Linked DNA regions of Homo sapiens: region 2 is linked to region 1. Evidence: read pairs that join two places in POLR2A ChIA-PET (ENCODE). Cell type or tissue: OCI-LY7. All regions are shown on one strand. Region 1 overlaps TTYH3 (tweety family member 3). Region 2 overlaps AMZ1 (archaelysin family metallopeptidase 1).

Region 1 (2,500 bases):
CTCAGGGCAGACCCGCAGCAGTGTCCAGCCGAGGAGCGAGCAGCCGTGGCTGGAATGGCAGGGTGGTGGGATCGTGGCCACTGCCTGTGGCTGGGGCTGGAGGCTGCATCGGGCCAAACTTCTCATCAGAGTCCCTGTGAGCACCCCCCAGTGGGCCAGGGCCTCCTCAGCCCAGCCACGCGCCACGGTAGCCCACAGGTTGGTGGCACAGAGCGGCGTGTGGGTCCGTGGCGCAGGGTAGCGGGGTGGGCAGCTGCTCCCAGGCGTGTGCATGTAGAGCAGCCGCCTGTGTGTGTGTGGGGGGGGACGTGTGTTCCATAGGCCGGCCGTGACTTGCTGTGCACCCTCCCGAGTGGCATGCTTCCTCACACGCTGCCAGGCCCAGGTCCTGCCACCAGGTGCTCCGGGAGCCACCAGGATGCCCAGCAGCAGCCACCTGTGCAGGTGGCAGGCAGTGTGCCCTGCCCTGCTGTCATGCATGGCCCTCCCACCTTGGCAGCCTGGTGTGGTGTGGCCTGTGCTGGCGCTGAGCCTGGCATTGCGTTGGGGGGTGCCTGTGTCTGTGTGGCTGATGGGAGTCACGTCCAGACAGGGCCTGGAGGCAGAGTGGGCATGGCCAGGAGGCCGCGGCAGGCGTGGGGCACAGGCCTCACAGCTGCTCGTGCACGTCGTCTGCTCAAGTGCCCCGTGGGCCGTCCTAAGGCCTTGTGGCTCACTGGGCCCTCCCTTCTCCAAGCAGGGCTGGGTTGGGGCCACCCACCTGTGCAGGCAGCCAGGTCAGGTTGGGGGTCTCGCCTTACAAGTGCGGAGCCAGCCGAGGTTCACACAGAGCAAAGGCTGCAGCACCGGGTTTGGGCCTGGGTCTCTAATATCCTGGGGACATCCTGGAGGAGATGGCCTGTGTATGGGGACAATGGGGCTTCCCTGAAGGGGAAGGCTCCAGGCCCAGGGACAGCATATGCCTGGGTGTAGAGGCCACAGAGCCCTGCCCCGAGCCACACCCCAGCCCTGCCCGCTCCTCACCAGCCAGTGCCCCAGGCATCCCTGCCAGGCCAGGGAGGTCTTGCTCTGGCCCAGGGTATACTGGGATCCTATCGGTAGCAACCTGATCTGGGACAGAGTAAGGCTTCAGGCCCCGGCTCTCTGGCTGGCTGGGTGTTTCCAGAGTTGGTGGGGTTTTGGGGGCTGCATTTTGGGGGCTGCGGGGCAGTCGGGGGAGTCTGGGCTCACGGTGGGAGGGGGCATCCCCCATGGATGCCGTCTGTGGCTGTGGGGCTGCAGGGGCTTGGAGAAGGAGGGGGTGGCCCAGGGCCGAGACCAGGAGCCCTAGGGTGGGGGCAGGGGGACTGAGGCTGCAGGAGGGGGTCGCCCCCAGCCCCCTTGGCACATGTGTGGCAGTTGAGTCCTCTCCGTGTGCTCCGCGGAACCCAGCGTGCAGTTTTCGCCTCGCCTGACCGAGCCCTTACATCACTTCCACCACAGACGGAAAATTCCATTTGGTCAGAGCCCAGCTGCTGATCAGACAGTTCCCATTCTTTCTCTGAATGGGCCAGGGAGGGGCGGAGGGGCCGCCAGCCCGGTGGAGAGAGGTGGCTGGGCCACCGTAGGAATGCCGCTGGCCCGGTGCCCCGCAGGAGACCGTCTGCTGGGAATCTGGCTTCGGGAAGTGGGTGCAGAGGCCAGGCTGGCCACGGCACGCTCCCCGCAGACAGCTGGGCTCAGGCCTGGCGCGTTGGGTGCCGGGGCTCTGACGTGGGATGAAGCAGCTGCCCGGTTTGCTGAGCACCCTGACACCCAGGCTCTGCATGCTCGCAGTGGTGGGCTGGGACCCGGGCAGCCCAAGTGGGCTCCCTTTGAGGGAGGCGCCATCTCCTTCCTCAGTTGGGGGAAGCCAAGTGAGGCTGTCCTGGCAGGGGCCCCGAAGCCTGGCCTCTGGCCCCCAGGGGCTGAGGAGCGAGGCTCCGTTTGCAGCTGGCCCCATCCAGGCAAGAACAAGAGAAAGCTGCCTCAGCCAATCGCGGTGCTCACACCTGTAATCCAGCACTTTGGGAGGCCGAGGCAGGTGGATTGCTTGAGCCCAGAAGTTCAAGACCAGCCTGGGCAACATAGCCAGACCCTGTCTTTACAAAAAATTTTTTTAAAAATTAGGGCAGAGGCCAAGCACAGTGACTCATGCCTGTAATCCCAGCACTTTGGGGGACCGAGATGGCAGATCACCTAAGGTCAGGAGTTCAAGACCAGGCTGGCCAACGTGGTGAACTCCCCGTCTCTACTAAAAATACAAAAATTAGCCAAGTGTGTTGGTGCATGCCTCTAGTCCCAGCTACTCAGGAGGCTAAGGTAGGAGAATCACTTGAACCTGAGAGGTGGAGGTTGCAGTGAGCCGAGATCATGCCACTGCACTCCAGCCTCAGTGACAGAGACTCTGTCTCAAAAAAAAAAAAAAAAAAAAAAGAAAGAAAGAAAAAGAAAATTAGCCAGGCGTGGTGATATGTGCCTG
Region 2 (2,500 bases), 58 kb after region 1:
GAATATGAGCACATATACATGTATTTTCCAGATGAATGTGTGACACTGGAGTTAGTGGGCCAGGCGTGGTACGTATGCCCATGTTGCCACTACTCAGGAGGCTACTGTGAGCCATGATTGTGCCACTATACTCTAGCCTGGGCACAGAGCTAGAACCATTCTGTTAAAAAAAACAAAACAAAAAACAAGCAAAAAAACCAAACAGGCGTGGTGGCTCATGCCTGTAATCCCAGCACTTTGGGAGGCAGAGGCAGTCGGATCACTTGAGGTCAGGAGTTTGAGACCAGCCTGGCCAACATGGTGAAACCCTGTTTCTACTAAGAACACAAAAATTAGCCTAGCATGGTCGGGGGCACCTGTAATCCCAGCCACTTGGGAGGCTGGGGCAGCAGAATTGCTTGAACCCGGGAGGTGGAGGTTGCAGTGAGCCCAGATCACGACACTGCATTCTAGCCTGGGCGACACAGCAAGACTCCATCTAAAAAAACAAAAAGAAGTTGGGGCTCGGGGGGTCTGTGTGCAGTGGCTGACGCACTTTGGGAGGTTGAGGAGAGAGGATTGCTTGAGCCCAGGAGTTTGAGACCAGCCTGGGCAACATAGTGAGACCCCCGTCTCTACAAAAAATACAAAAATTAGCAGGACATTGTACACACTTTGTATTCCCAGCTACTTGGGAGGCTGAAGCAGGAGGATCGCTTGAGCTCAGGAGTTGGAGGCTGCAGTGAGCTATGATTGCACCACTGCACTCCAGCCTGGACGAAACAGCGAGACCCTATCTCTAAAAAAGAAATCAGGGTTAGTTAGAGAATAGGGCTGTTCATTCTCCCTGCAAAAACATAGCTGTTTCTGGTTTTCCGGCTAGGACTGGCAGGTCTTGCAACTTGACGGTCGCAGACAAGTGGGTTTTGCGTGTCTAGCTCAGCTTTCTACAGGAAGCTTGTCCGAGGGCTGCTGATTCATAAGGGTCTATTCACACGTCCTTAGCTGCACCTGCCTTGCTATATTATTTGTGCATCCCCCTTCTGTGGTTTCTGGTTCGTTTCTAGCCTCTCCCCACAACCACCCCTTTGCTTTTATCTGTTCTGCGAGGCTTCCCCTGCCCAGCCCACTCTCCATCCGCCCTGGCAGGTCTCACAGTCTCTGAACAGAGACATAAATGTAGCCCGGAACCAAGTGTGCGGTGACGACTCTCAGGCGTGTTCCTAAGTGTGGGGTTGCCTAGCTGCTGCTGCTCCGGTCAGAGCATCTGTTTTGCAGGGCGGCTTTGTCACGGTTCTGCCAGCTCCACACCCCCCACCGTCTCCTCCCTACCTGGTCCGTCCTGGGTGTTGAAATCCGCTGTTGCTTCTCCACTTCTCCCTGTTTCTAGCTGGTGGGGTTTGGCACAAACGCCTGCCCTGACTGCTTCATCTGGATCTCGGGCCCTCACGTGTGTCCTGGGGACGTCTGCGTGCTGTTGGGGCTGCGTACCCCCGCCCCCCCCCAAACATATGCTTGCTGGGCGCACAGGGACCTGCTAGGAAAGCTTGTAATTGGGATGAAGAGCTGCCGTGATGGGAGTTCTTGGGTGTTGGGGGGTCCCTAGGTGATAGGGGCTCTGGGTGAGGAGGAATCCCAGATGATGGGGGCTCTGGGTAAGGAGGAACCCCAGGCGATGGGGGGACCCAGGTGAGGATGCACACTTTGTGATCATGCCGTGGAGAGGAGCATTTGGTTTCCACCTGGAGGGGCCCTTCTAGCTCTGCAGGGAGGGGAGGAGGTCTCTCTTCCCTCCAAGGCCTCTAGACAGAGTTGGCTGGTAAGAGGGAATGGAAGAATGGCCTTGGGGGCCCTTGCCCTTCTGTGGGGGCCCATGGACACATGTCCCTGCCCCTGCCGAGTGGGAGGTACTTCCCCATACCCAGTTCTGGATGAGGGAAGCTTCTGGAAGAGACTGTGACCGTCCCCTGGGTGGCCCATGGGACCCAACCTGCTAGAGAAGATGAAGTGGTTGAATGTGTCCTTCCAACCTCGCTGGGTGGCAGTGCTGTGTCCTGGAGGGGCCAGGGCTCCCTCTGACACCCTCGTCCTCTGCAGAGCTTCTCCCCAGGCCTGGGCAGGAGCGGCCCATCCCTTGCCTGGGACATCGGGCCCTGTGTGCTCGGCAGTGAGGGGACCCCTGTTCGTGTCATCCACAGGGTGCTGTGGGCCCAGAAGCGCCCATGCCTGAGAGCGTCCAGGACCAGGCAGAGCTGGGCCTTAAGGGCCCTTGGACCAGTGTCTGTCTGCAGGGAGCCCCCGGTAGCCACTCGGATCAGCCCGAGGGAAGATTCTGGACGAGACCGTGGCCGTCCCCCGGGTGGCCCATGGACAGCAGCAGGGGCTCCCAGGAGTGGCCAGGCCCTGCCCGCCCACCATGCTGCAGTGTAGACCCGCACAGGAGTTCAGCTTCGGGCCCCGGGCCTTGAAGGACGCTCTGGTCTCCACTGACGCAGCCCTGCAGCAGCTGTATGTGTCCGCC

What was found. Peaks named below come from ENCODE experiments on the same cell type or tissue, not always from the same donor. Only the 100,000 strongest peaks of a DNase experiment are listed, where the experiment ranks them.
Region 2: POLR2A ChIA-PET joins it to region 1 with 22 read pairs; 7 of 35 experiments call an interaction of 5 or more read pairs at or near these places.

The regions. Positions count from the first base shown.
Region 1 is chr7:2,640,106-2,642,605 of GRCh38, forward strand. All of the region lies in intron 1 of TTYH3 (tweety family member 3), which reads left to right. Among named protein-coding and RNA genes, the nearest start is that of TTYH3, 9.4 kb to the left of the region's middle. RefSeq lists enhancers at 942-1,081, 1,032-1,703, 1,704-2,375 and a silencer at 1,522-1,761. In OCI-LY7, no CTCF peak of the experiment used is centred here; DNase peaks (open chromatin) are centred at 1,476 and 1,856; H3K4me3 peaks cover 1,029 bases; H3K27ac peaks cover 1,158 bases.
Region 2 is chr7:2,698,057-2,700,556 of GRCh38, forward strand. It overlaps AMZ1 (archaelysin family metallopeptidase 1), which reads left to right. Exons shown (of 7, transcript NM_001384743.1): 2 at 2,178-2,500. The coding sequence starts at 2,396. Among named protein-coding and RNA genes, the nearest start is that of AMZ1, 11 kb to the left of the region's middle. RefSeq lists an enhancer at 1,326-1,405. In OCI-LY7, no CTCF peak of the experiment used is centred here; a DNase peak (open chromatin) is centred at 995.